2 separate regions of the Mus musculus genome follow, and region 2 is linked to region 1. The links are chromatin loops, found by intact Hi-C in ENCODE. Cell type or tissue: heart. All regions are shown on one strand. Each heading gives the region's core, and the rest is flanking DNA. Links, peaks and the distances in the headings are about the cores only.

Region 1 (5,379 bases), core at 203-5,202:
GATTAACTTCAAGTATTGTTCCTCCCATTACCACCTATACACTTGTAGTTGTTGTTGAACTTTTGGGTTGGGACCTAGGTTCTCCTGCACGCTAGCAAATGCTCTACCACAGAGCTGCATCCCCAGCCACTTTCACACTCTGTAACAGATTCATGTTTGTTTTTCTTAATGCAAATCCAACTGCCTAGTATGCTAACACTTTGACATACGCAAATCAATAAACATCTTCTGAGTTAACACAGGCCTTGGACCAGACGCTTGAGGTCAGTATTATTCAGGGATCCAAGTCCGTATCAAAGTCTGTATCGATCTAGCCAGGCACTTCAGGGAGACAAGGAACTAACAAAGGCTGCAGAGAGATTCATAAACTTGTCAAGAAATGGGAGTATTCCCTCGGAACATGTTTATGGAGTGTTAGAGATTGTAGAAAGATCAAATAGAATGAGGATGGAGAAAGAACTTTTACACAAAGTGATTCAAGAGCTCATTAAATTCTCAAGGAAACTTGTAGTTTTACATAGAAAACATGAGGCTACTACTTCTATACTTTGCTTATTATTTCAATAAGTAAATTAAAAAAAAAAAACACCAAACCGTAATTTCAGAATAACAATAAAAAAGAAATTGAACAGTCACAAATTCTGGGGTATTCTTTTTATTTCATTACGCCATTCGGTGCATATTAACTGGGGTGCTTAAAAGTCATCTCCATTAGAAATCTCTTTAGACCTTCATCAATTACTTCAAGTGTTCGAGTCTCAAATACACCCTTTTCTTCTACAAACTTCTGGAAGAGATGAACGCCACCACCAACACCAAAATAATGTGCTTTGCTGGCCAGAAGCACCCGGCCACTCCTACTTAATAGCCTGAGGAATGTTTCATGCAAAGTGCTGTAATAATCCGGATTATAAATGGTTTCTGAAGTGAGAATGAGGTCATATTTCACAAACAGTTTTTCACGTAATACAAGCTTGCAAAACTCAGCCCACTCCCCAGAGAACAAGCGACATTTACAGATTTCTCGGCCTACTTCTGACTTCCTTTGTCTTTTCCCATCTGGCTCATTTTTGCCATTGCTGTCATCTTGCAAAGGGACATTAGCAACTACATTAGGTAAGGTCACCTCATCGATCACCAAACCGTTGTAATCTTGAAAATGAACTTCCCTAGCCCCTCCTTTGGATGCAGTTATCCCAAGCAGCCCAGACCCACAGCCAAGGTCTAACACTTTCTGCCCAGCAAATTTCACTTTGGCTTTTGTGAAGTAAGTCAAGAGGTCAAAGGTGCATTCCCAGATTTTCAAGCCTCCTTCATAAACACCTGGGATCAGATCAGAATGAGAAGAAAAGCTCTTTGAAACGATGTTTTCTCCAGGGAATTTCTCTTTCAAAGAGACGGTTTTCACTACTGCTGTGTTAGCATGCTGGGGACCTGGCAACATTTCCAAAACCGTATTTTCTAAGACGTGATTCACATCTTTAGGCATCACATGTTCTTTAGCAGGTTTCCAGGAGGGCTGGTGTTTACAAGCTTCTGGGTCATCTGACCTGTCAGCAATAGGGGGTGGGCTGCCAGTGTCTTCAGAGGAAGCTGCATTTCCCAGTGAGGAGCATTTCCAAGAGTGATCCCGAGGCAAGCCCGGACGTTCTGTAGATTGCCTTTTGTCCTGCTTTCCTTTCTGACTTTCTAAGACACAAGTTCCATCATCGAGGGATGTTAATTTATTTTCCAGATCTTCTTCTATGCTGAAATTGAATTGAAAGGCCATCCTCTTTTTCTATGCACACCGTTTTTTTACCAAAGGATGATGCTTCAGCTTCTAGAAAGAATTTAATGGCATAACCGATCACACAGTCGATTAGTTCTGTTGCGCCCAATGTCTGTTAGCTGCGTATACACCATCAGATGTATTCAGAGGGGGCTCCAAAGACGTTTTAGACGCCTTTGATCCTTTTTCAGTTCAGCCCTGGAAAGGGAAGGGGGAAAAGAAAATGTTTAAAAACAAAAACAAAAAAAGGCTGTGTGTATGCGATTTAGCAAAATGCACAGATGCCTTAAGTATTCAAAAGTAGAAGATAAAACATAAAGACAAACAAAAGAATAGCTATAGCAGCTACCACCTTCACCAGAACAATAAACCCCAAGATTTGTAGACAGGACAGCCTAGCTACCTGCTGCCTGGTCTTTTTTTTTTTTTTTTTTTTTTTGGTTTTTCGAGACAGGGTTTCTCTATAGCCCTGGCTGTTCTGGAACTCACTTTGTAGACCAGGCTGGCCTCGAACTCAGAAATCCACCTGCCTCTGTCTCCCGAGTGCTGGGATTAAAGGCGTGCGCCACCATGCCCAGCTTCCTGCCTGGTCTTTTAGTTGCCTTGTGCTCAGGCATCTTCACCTTCATCTTCCTAAATTTCTGACGCATCTACAGTAATTATTTTCTCTTTGTTCACAGTGGCATCCAGGTTTGTTCCTTCATCTCTGCCTCGCAAAAACAGTTTAAGGTTTTATTTGGGTAAGTAGGGTATCCATTTTCAAACACACACAGGTGTGTGTGATCTGGTGTGTGCAAACTCATCCAAACGGTACATTTATGTGTACGTAGTTCTACACCTTATGTGACTGGAGGGATGAATAAAGACTAGGACTGTGGAAAGTATAATCGATTGTATAGAAACATTTCCGGCAATATGCCAGACCATAACACCCGTTTTAATTTGCACATTTCTGGACGGTGGGATCTCCGTTCACTTGGCAGGAGCCGTAGGAACGGAAGCACGCACGCCAGTAAAATCATTCCTATTCTCGAACGCACCTCACAGGGGAGTAGAGTCATTCCTGGCCTCAGCCCAGGTCACCCTTGAAACTACGCGTCGTCTCAAAGTCCCCCCGGACTGAGGATAGCAAACCTGAGGACTTCTGGTCTCAGCATTGGAAAGTCAGACGCCAGGGCGAACAAACTACCGGAGAAACTCGCCTTCAGCCTACGGCGAACACCAACGAGATGAGTCCTCCAATAGCTAGAGAGGGCCCCGACGCTTGGGGGCGAGAGTGCTCCTCTCTATGGTTTGGTGGGGGCGGAGCTCTCTCAAAGCCTGCTGGGACGGCGTTCCAAGCTGTGGCGGGAGTCGTGCGGATTCGTTCGTCTCTCGGGGGTGGCGAAAGAATGTCGCAGGACGATGCGGAGGTGGCGAGCGGGGTCGTGCTGGAGGAACTCAGCAGCTGGTCGGAGGAGATGTGCCGTCGGGAGCTGCCTTCGGTGCTGCCCCGGCTCCTCATATCCTTGGAGGGCGCTGAGCGGGGGGTGTGTCGCGAGCCTGCTCCGCCCTGACGCGGGCAGCCTGGGATTCGAACTCTGTTTTGTTTTGCGAGGTGATGGTTAAGGGAACGAGGACAACCGTGGGTTGAGGGGCTAGGCGCGCCTAGCATTGTCGGACGATTGCGACTGGAGCGTTTGAAAATGATGAGTGCTCTCATGCCTTAAGTTTAGTTCTCTGTTCCTAAGTTTGCCCGGTCGGTCGCACTTGCCTAAGTGTGGGAGATGCCCGCGCTGGTGCTCAGTATCTGGATGAAGCGTGAGAGCTGAAGGATGTAGTTGTAGTTCTTCCGTGGTACCACATCTTCAAAGGATGGTCTGTAAACAAAAATGCTTTTCCCCTTTCGAACCCGTTTCCCTTTTAAGTTACAAGGCGGTGCTTCAGGTATTGGCTTTAATCGAGTTGTAATTGTGTGGAGTTAGGTGCAAAGAATAATTATGTAATGCTTTTGTGTTTGTAATTGGAAGTCGACTCCCTTCATGTAAAAGGTGATTTTAATTTTATGATTTTGATCATACCTTCTATTTAAAATTACACACACAGAAACAGACACACACACACCCCTCCAAAAACTGAAAATACCATTACATTTAGTGAAAGTTCAAACCTTGCACGAATGATGTTTCATAGTATAACTTAAGTTCTCTCACACTGAAGTCATTCCTTAGACATTAGCAAAATCCAACGTGGTGCTGATGACCGTTTTTAAAGTACTCCGTGTGTGGATATGGAATTATTTTGCTTTTTAGATGGTAGTCCTGACTGGCCTGATACTAGCTATACAAAACAGACTGGTCTTGGGTTTGCAGTAATCCTGAGTTTGCAGTGCTGGAATTTTTGTGTGTCAACGAGAAGGGTTGTTTTTATGGAATTTCCTCCTGGAAACAACTGTTTTCCTACTCAAAAGATGTTTATTTATGTAATGTGTGTCTCAGACTGCTAGGCTTAGAGGGAATGAAGATATCTGTTATTTACCCTCCCCTCAGTATTACAGGTACCACACTACATTTAGAGTACCATTTCTACCTTACCTTGCTACCTACTGAAAACGCAAATCTCATTTCCAGGTTTTCTTCTGTAAGTAAACCTTGAACACTCTTTTTGCAACCAGCTAATTATGATTTCTGATTCTAAATTACTCCATGAATCTACCTGTCCCCCACTGTGATTCTAATCTTTACAACCTGTACTAGGAATATTTTTTTTATTTTCTACATAGTTCTTCTATAATACATTCTTAACAAAGTTTAGAGTAAAAACAAGCAAACAAACAAACAAACAACTCCAAACCTCCCTCTTTTATATGTGGCTTAATTTTAAAAACACAGTCTGAACTTGTCTCCAAGGTTCCCTATAGTTTGAACCTGGCCTGTCCTTCATACATAATGTCCTTACATTCAGTCCACCAATCATCAGGCTGACCTACTTCAGGGTCTTTGTTCTCAGCCCAGCTTGTTCTCCAGTCTTTTCAACATCTCATTCTGGGCTTCCTCAGAGTTACTTTCTTACAGGAACCTTTTTATCAATCTTTTTTTGTTTGTTTGTTTGTTTTGTTTTTTCAAGACAGGGTTTCTCTGTGTAGCCCTGGCTGTCCTGGAACTCACTCTGTAGACCAGGCTGCCCTCGAACTCAGAAATCCGCCTGCCTCTGACTCCCAAGTGCTGGGATTAAAGGCGTGTGCCACCACACCCGGCTCCTTTTTCTCAATCTTAAGCAGTCCTTGAAACCTTTAACTTTTTTTTTTTTTTTTAAGGTTTTGATTGCTTTGTTAAAACACTATGATCAAAATCATCTTGGGGAGAAAAAGCTTTATTTCAGCTTGAGTGAAGTTCCATATCACAGTCCATTATCAAAGGAAGTGAGGACAGGAACTCAAGCAAAGCAGAGACCTGTGGAGAAGGACTGCTTTCTCCTCAGTCTATGGAGGAGGACTGCTTACTCCTCAGTCTGTGGAGGAGGACTGCTTGCTCCTCAGTCTGTGGAGGAGGCCTGCTTACTGGCTTCCTCCTCGGCCTGTGGAGGAGGACTGCTTACTGGCTTGCTCCTCAGTCTGCTTTCTTAGCACC
Region 2 (5,375 bases), core at 376-5,375, 310 kb before region 1:
ACTTTTCTGGGGTTAACTTGGCAGCAGATGAAAATCTTAAAAATGCACGTGACCCTACACTTAGTTATCACCTTTCTAATTTATTCTAAAGAAACAATGGATGTGTATGAGATGTACTTATTATATAGAGCGATAATGGAACAGATTAAAACACGGATTGACTCCACCAGAGAAAATGAAAAGGTAAACTGTAATTCTTAAAACTCAGCCAGGAAAAAAAAATACAAGGTTCCTGCTAAGTGAGGGAAAACATAAATTTTTCTAAAGAATTATTTATTTATTTTATGTATTTGAGTACACTGGTATCGCTGTCTTCAGACACAGCAGAAGGCATCAGATCCCATTACACATGGTTGTGAGCCACCATGTAGTTGCTGGGAATTGAACTCAGGACCTTCAGAAGAGCAGTCAGTGCTCTTAACCTCTGGGCCATCTCACCAGCCCCCACCCCAAGACATAAATTCTAAAACGATATATTCAGAGTACAATTACATTTACATGATATCTACATATATTTGTGTATGTGTGTGTATATAAAGAACAACCAAATTACAAAACAGCAATTATGAAGAGAGAAATTAGGAATCTCTGGTCTCCAAAGAGAGAGAATATTTTCTAAGAAATTTCAATAGTAAGGGTTACAGATCAGAAGAAAAAAATTGGTACTGCTAGATCAAATTAATATGGCTGAAGTTTCAAGGTAGAATCAAGAGGAAACAATTTAAATGATGAAATAGATAAAACATATGAGACACACATACACATATGCTAATACATCAAAAAATAAAATCTAAAATTCTTGCCAAGCGCCATATACTCCAGTATCTTGGGTCTGTGCCCACCTTCTCCAGTCCTCTGTTCCTCCAGAGCCTCTAATACACCTCTGCACTCACCTTGCCTCGAGGAATCCAGAGCCACCTGAGATCTTTTCTATTACTAAAATCTCAGTTTGAAAACCACATCTTGTGATGACCTTGACTGCATGTCAAACTATTTATTCTCTCTCTCTCTCTCTCTCTCTCTCTCTCTCTCTCTCTCTCTCTCTCCCCCCCCCCCCTCTCTCTCTCTCTCTCTCTCTCTCTCTCTCCCATGTGTGTGTGTGTGTGTGTGTGTGTGTGTGTGTGTGTGTGTAGGTGTGTAGACAGGGTCTCACTACACAACTCTGGCTTGCCTGGAACTCATTGTGTGTATATACACGTGTGTTGGGGCACACAAAAACGTGTATGCATATGCATGTAGAAGATAGAGGATATCCTTGGGTGTCATTCCTCATTAATTTTACATTTATGTATCATGAATGCGTGTATCAGAGTACATATATAGAAGTCATAGGACAACTTAGGGGAGTTAGTTCTCTCCTTGTATGATACGGGTCCCTTTGTTACTACTTGTTTGGTTTTTGAGACAGGCCTGGAATGTACTAAATAGGATAGGCTGGCCAACCAGTGATCCACCTGTCTCCATCTCTCCAGTGCTGGGATTACAGGCACATGCCACCATGTCTAGCTTTTGTTTTGAGTGCATTTGGGGGACTGAATATAGGTCCTCACGCTTGCAAGACAAGTGCTTCACCAACGGAGCCACCCCCAATGCTGGTTATATACTTATGTCAGTGAACAACCTCCATCCTCCACAGACACTATCACCCTATCGGCCTTTGCCACATACATCTGTCTGCCTGTGCCCAGACTGCACACGGAGGGAAGGACATCTAGCTTCCCCTCCTTTCAAAACATTTTGCTGCTTCTCAGAAAGGACTGACAGCAAATGGAGGGGAGGGGGAACCCTGAGATTTTTAATTAACTGTTTTTAGGCCTCCCCCACCCCACCCCACCCCACCCCCAGCCCCAGTTTTTCTACCAAACAGTAAGAGGACTGTCTCTAAGGTAAGCCTGCATGCCCGGAGAATTCCACTCTTCATGCTCAAGGACCAAGTTTTGATTTTGATGAATCATGAGTCACAGTAAGAAAAGTACTTATATAATAATCAGCTTAGCTGGGCGAGGTGGCGCACGCCTTTGATCCCAGCACTTGGGAGGCAGAGGCAGGCGGATTTCTGAGTTCGAGGCCAGCCTGGTCTACAAAGTGAGTTCCAGGACAGCCAGGGCTATACAGAGAAATCCTGTCTCGAAAAACAAAACAAAACAAAACAAAATCAGCATACACCACACACACACACACACACACACACCAGATCAAATGCTAACTAACTTCATGCCACAAATGGTTACAATAGATGGGAGCAAGAGAAATCAAGAGCAAAACAGATGAACGGTCACTTCCACACTTCCTTCGTTAAAGTAGAAATACGAGGCTACAGAATAGGTAAAATCATTGATTATTTGGAATCCAATACTGAATACATTGCCTCTTAGATTCTGTCAAGTGCCTAGAAAGGAGAAAAGAGGGAGGAAAGAGATTGGGTCTGTGAAGTAAAGGTTTGAAAAGGTCTCTTTGGTACCAAAGGACCAGATTGGTTAACAAAAAGGACTGCTGAACGTCAGTCAATGAGAAAGCCTCATTGTGCAGATGCCTCTTGCTAAGTCACAGCTACACCCACCTGAAGGCAACATTTTGCTCTGTCCCGTCCACCACGCACAAGTGCAGAGATGACTAAAGATGAGTTAACTAGAACTCTGTGCACTAGAGCAATGGGTACATTAAAACCATCTAAAGGCTTATTAAAACGCAAAGTATCAAGCCCCATTCCTATTCAGTCATAATTTATGGTGGTGTTGGTGAATGCTAGAACTCTCCAAGTAATCCTGAAAAACATACCTGCTAAAACACAGTGATCTGGAAAGTATGAAATGAACTAGACGCTGAGCCAGCAGACAGCTATTACTAAGCGGTCCTGGTAGGAGATGCAAGGTAGAACTCCACCGCTTGGGAGAACTGACTCCAGCACTCAGGGAGATTCAGATCCAAGTTAGTGTTGAGACAGCACCACGTCGATAAGGGTCTGCAAGCTTGAAAAACGAAAAAGATAAACAATGCAAGCTTATAAACGGTTTATTCGAAATAATTCTCATCGGGTTTTCTTAGATTCCATATCACCCCCATTTACTTTCTGTTACATTGCTCTAGCTTGAGGTCTTAGTGGCGCTAAAATGGAAATTAGGGTGCTGCAAGAAAAGGGGTGCGCAGAGGCAGAAGGAACTGCTCCTAGCGAGGTAAGAGGTGATGAAAGGCGGGGTGCCCAATCGCCCAAAGACTTGGATGTTCCGTAACCAGGGTCTCGGAGCCTTTCATAGGGCCTCCCTATAACACTTACCATAGTTTGTAGATCTCAGCACAGGAAATAGATTCCTGTACACAGGAAGACTACACCACCACCAATGATCCGGTTACTCTGGCAACGCAAGCCCCGCCTTCCTCCAGCCACTGCTTCGAAGACGCCGCCTCGAAGCTGCTTCGTCTCCATTGGCTGGGAGTAATTAGGCCCCGCCCATTCACTCAAAGATCCACCCTTTGCCTCATCGCCTGGGGCAACGCGACGCCACCTTCTCCGTTCCAACGCGTTCACTTCCGTCTGGCTGGTAGTGACCCGGAAGTTTAAGCGTCCATACCGCTTGCATTATCTATTGGTACTTTTTTTTTAAGTAGATATCTTCCAGTTTTCGCTTTCCGAGCCGATACATAGTAGACCCTGTCTCTCTTCATTTTACACACAGCACGAAGTGTCAGTTGGTCCTTGTCCTTCAGAAGAGCATTCCGGAAATGAAACCCTGTGTAATAGGAAGTGATTAGAGTGAGCGAGGCGCTGCGTGTCAGGGAGGCTTGGGCGGGTTGGCTTCCGAGTGCCAGGGGAGTTTACAAGTCAGCCGGCTGCTGAGCGAGTGAAGAGCCTGAGCGGTGGACATTGAAGTAAGGATATCACAGGTAAGTCCTGGAGCCGGCCCGTGTGCCGGACGCGGTGGGAAGAGGATGGTCTGGGCTGGAGTTCGGCAGCCATTGGTTTGGGATTTAAAGGTTGTTCTGGGAAGAGGCTCCTCCTGACAGGGACAAACTTGGGCTCATACTCCTGGGGAATGAGGCTGACAGGCTTAATTTTTCCACCTCCTCTCCTTTTAAACTCGGCACCCATGCCTCCCCACACCTTCACCCGGTGTTTCTTAGACAAGGACACTTGCTCATCGGCATCGCATGGTCCCAGCGAAGTTTCTGACTTTAAAGTCTCTGTTTGCCATTGGATAGAGTTTCAGGATGCATTCCCAGGGCAAGGATTTGTGATGTTCAGGAAGTTAGACCGGGTACTGAATCGTATACATCTAGGAACAGTCAGCTTTTAGGACGTGTGGTCACCTATTCTACAGTCTAGACTCCAGAGACCACTTAAACCTATGCCTGGGTTTTCATTATTTAACAGGTATACATTACAGCCCGTCAAAAGGAAATAATGAAGAACGTGGGTACTAAAGACAGAAACAATTAAAAAATAACTTTTAAAGTAGATGCATTCTCTGAATATATTGTTATTGCTTTAATTCTTTCGTATGTATACATCTCTAGGTCTTCGGTGAAAGTCTTGGATTGTATTCTCATTAGTTATGGAAAAAATGACTACCCTTAAAAGTTCGGAAAACAAAGGTAAGTGTTTTTGTTTTGATAATAATTGATTTGGTTTTTTGTTTGATTGGTTGCTTTTTTGGTTTGGGGGGGAGGGTTGTGTTTTGGGTTTATTTTGGAGTAGGAGGGCGTTATTTGAGACAGGGTTTCTCTGGGTTGCCTTGGCTGCCCTAGAACTCATTGGCCTTGAACTCAGAGAGCTCCCCCTTGATTATCTAGTAAGGCAGGTAATACAACTGTTCGTTTTATTTTTACTACACTGTAACTATTGTTAGTGAAAACAGATGTTTGTGCTACATGGATCAATGAAAACTATACCTATATTTGATGTCACTTGTCTGCATCCTTTAACTGTCTCGGGAGAGCAATGTGATTGTCAGTATAACAACAGAACTTTCTCTCAAGCATGTGAATAGCACTGCCATCATAGGAGGGGTGGACCATTACCTATAGGGCTCATCGCAAACCTAAAATAAACAATTTAACTAAATATTAAAATTGTAGACTTGTACATTAAAAATACAGTGATGACAGTTAATTTAGCAAACAGATAGTAAGGTCTGGGGCATTTAAATAATAAGGATCAGGTGGAAATGATTCTATGAACAAATGAATTTGGAAATGCTGGGTTGGATTGGTTATACAGGCATTTCTTAGCACTGTTAGGAAACCAGTGTATACTGTGAAACACCAGAAGCTGTGCTTCATGCATAAGTGTGCACACGCATTTGATCAAGCAACTGTTTATCCAGAGCCTAGAGAACAGAGGTTCTCAATATGTGGGCCATGACCCCCACGTATCAGAT

Evidence for each region. Hi-C counts contacts between places; a loop is a spot of excess contacts. Peaks named below come from ENCODE experiments on the same cell type or tissue, not always from the same donor. Only the 100,000 strongest peaks of a DNase experiment are listed, where the experiment ranks them.
Region 2: a loop joins it to region 1, with 6 times the contacts of the local background. A loop is called at or near these places in 1 of 42 quality-filtered maps.

Annotation. Positions count from the first base shown.
Region 1 is chr1:163,992,504-163,997,882 of GRCm38, reverse strand. BC055324 (cDNA sequence BC055324) reads left to right here and starts at 3,087. Exons shown (of 24, transcript NM_201364.2): 1 at 3,087-3,273. The coding sequence starts at 3,163. It overlaps Mettl18 (methyltransferase like 18), which reads right to left and starts at 2,994. Exons shown (of 2, transcript NM_027279.3): 1 at 2,812-2,994; 2 at 640-1,969. The coding sequence starts at 1,771. The coding sequence ends at 683. In heart, for the core only: a CTCF peak has its summit at 3,027; a DNase peak (open chromatin) is centred at 3,042; H3K4me3 peaks cover 2,399 bases; H3K27ac peaks cover 1,379 bases.
Region 2 is chr1:164,305,654-164,311,028 of GRCm38, reverse strand. It overlaps Blzf1 (basic leucine zipper nuclear factor 1), which reads left to right and starts at 3,545. Exons shown (of 7, transcript NM_001160209.1): 1 at 3,545-3,882; 2 at 4,513-4,590. The coding sequence starts at 4,551. Nme7 (NME/NM23 family member 7) reads right to left here and starts at 3,357. Exons shown (of 14, transcript NM_138314.4): 1 at 3,275-3,357; 2 at 2,779-2,969. In heart, for the core only: no CTCF peak of the experiment used is centred there; DNase peaks (open chromatin) are centred at 3,478 and 3,788; H3K4me3 peaks cover 2,410 bases; H3K27ac peaks cover 1,273 bases.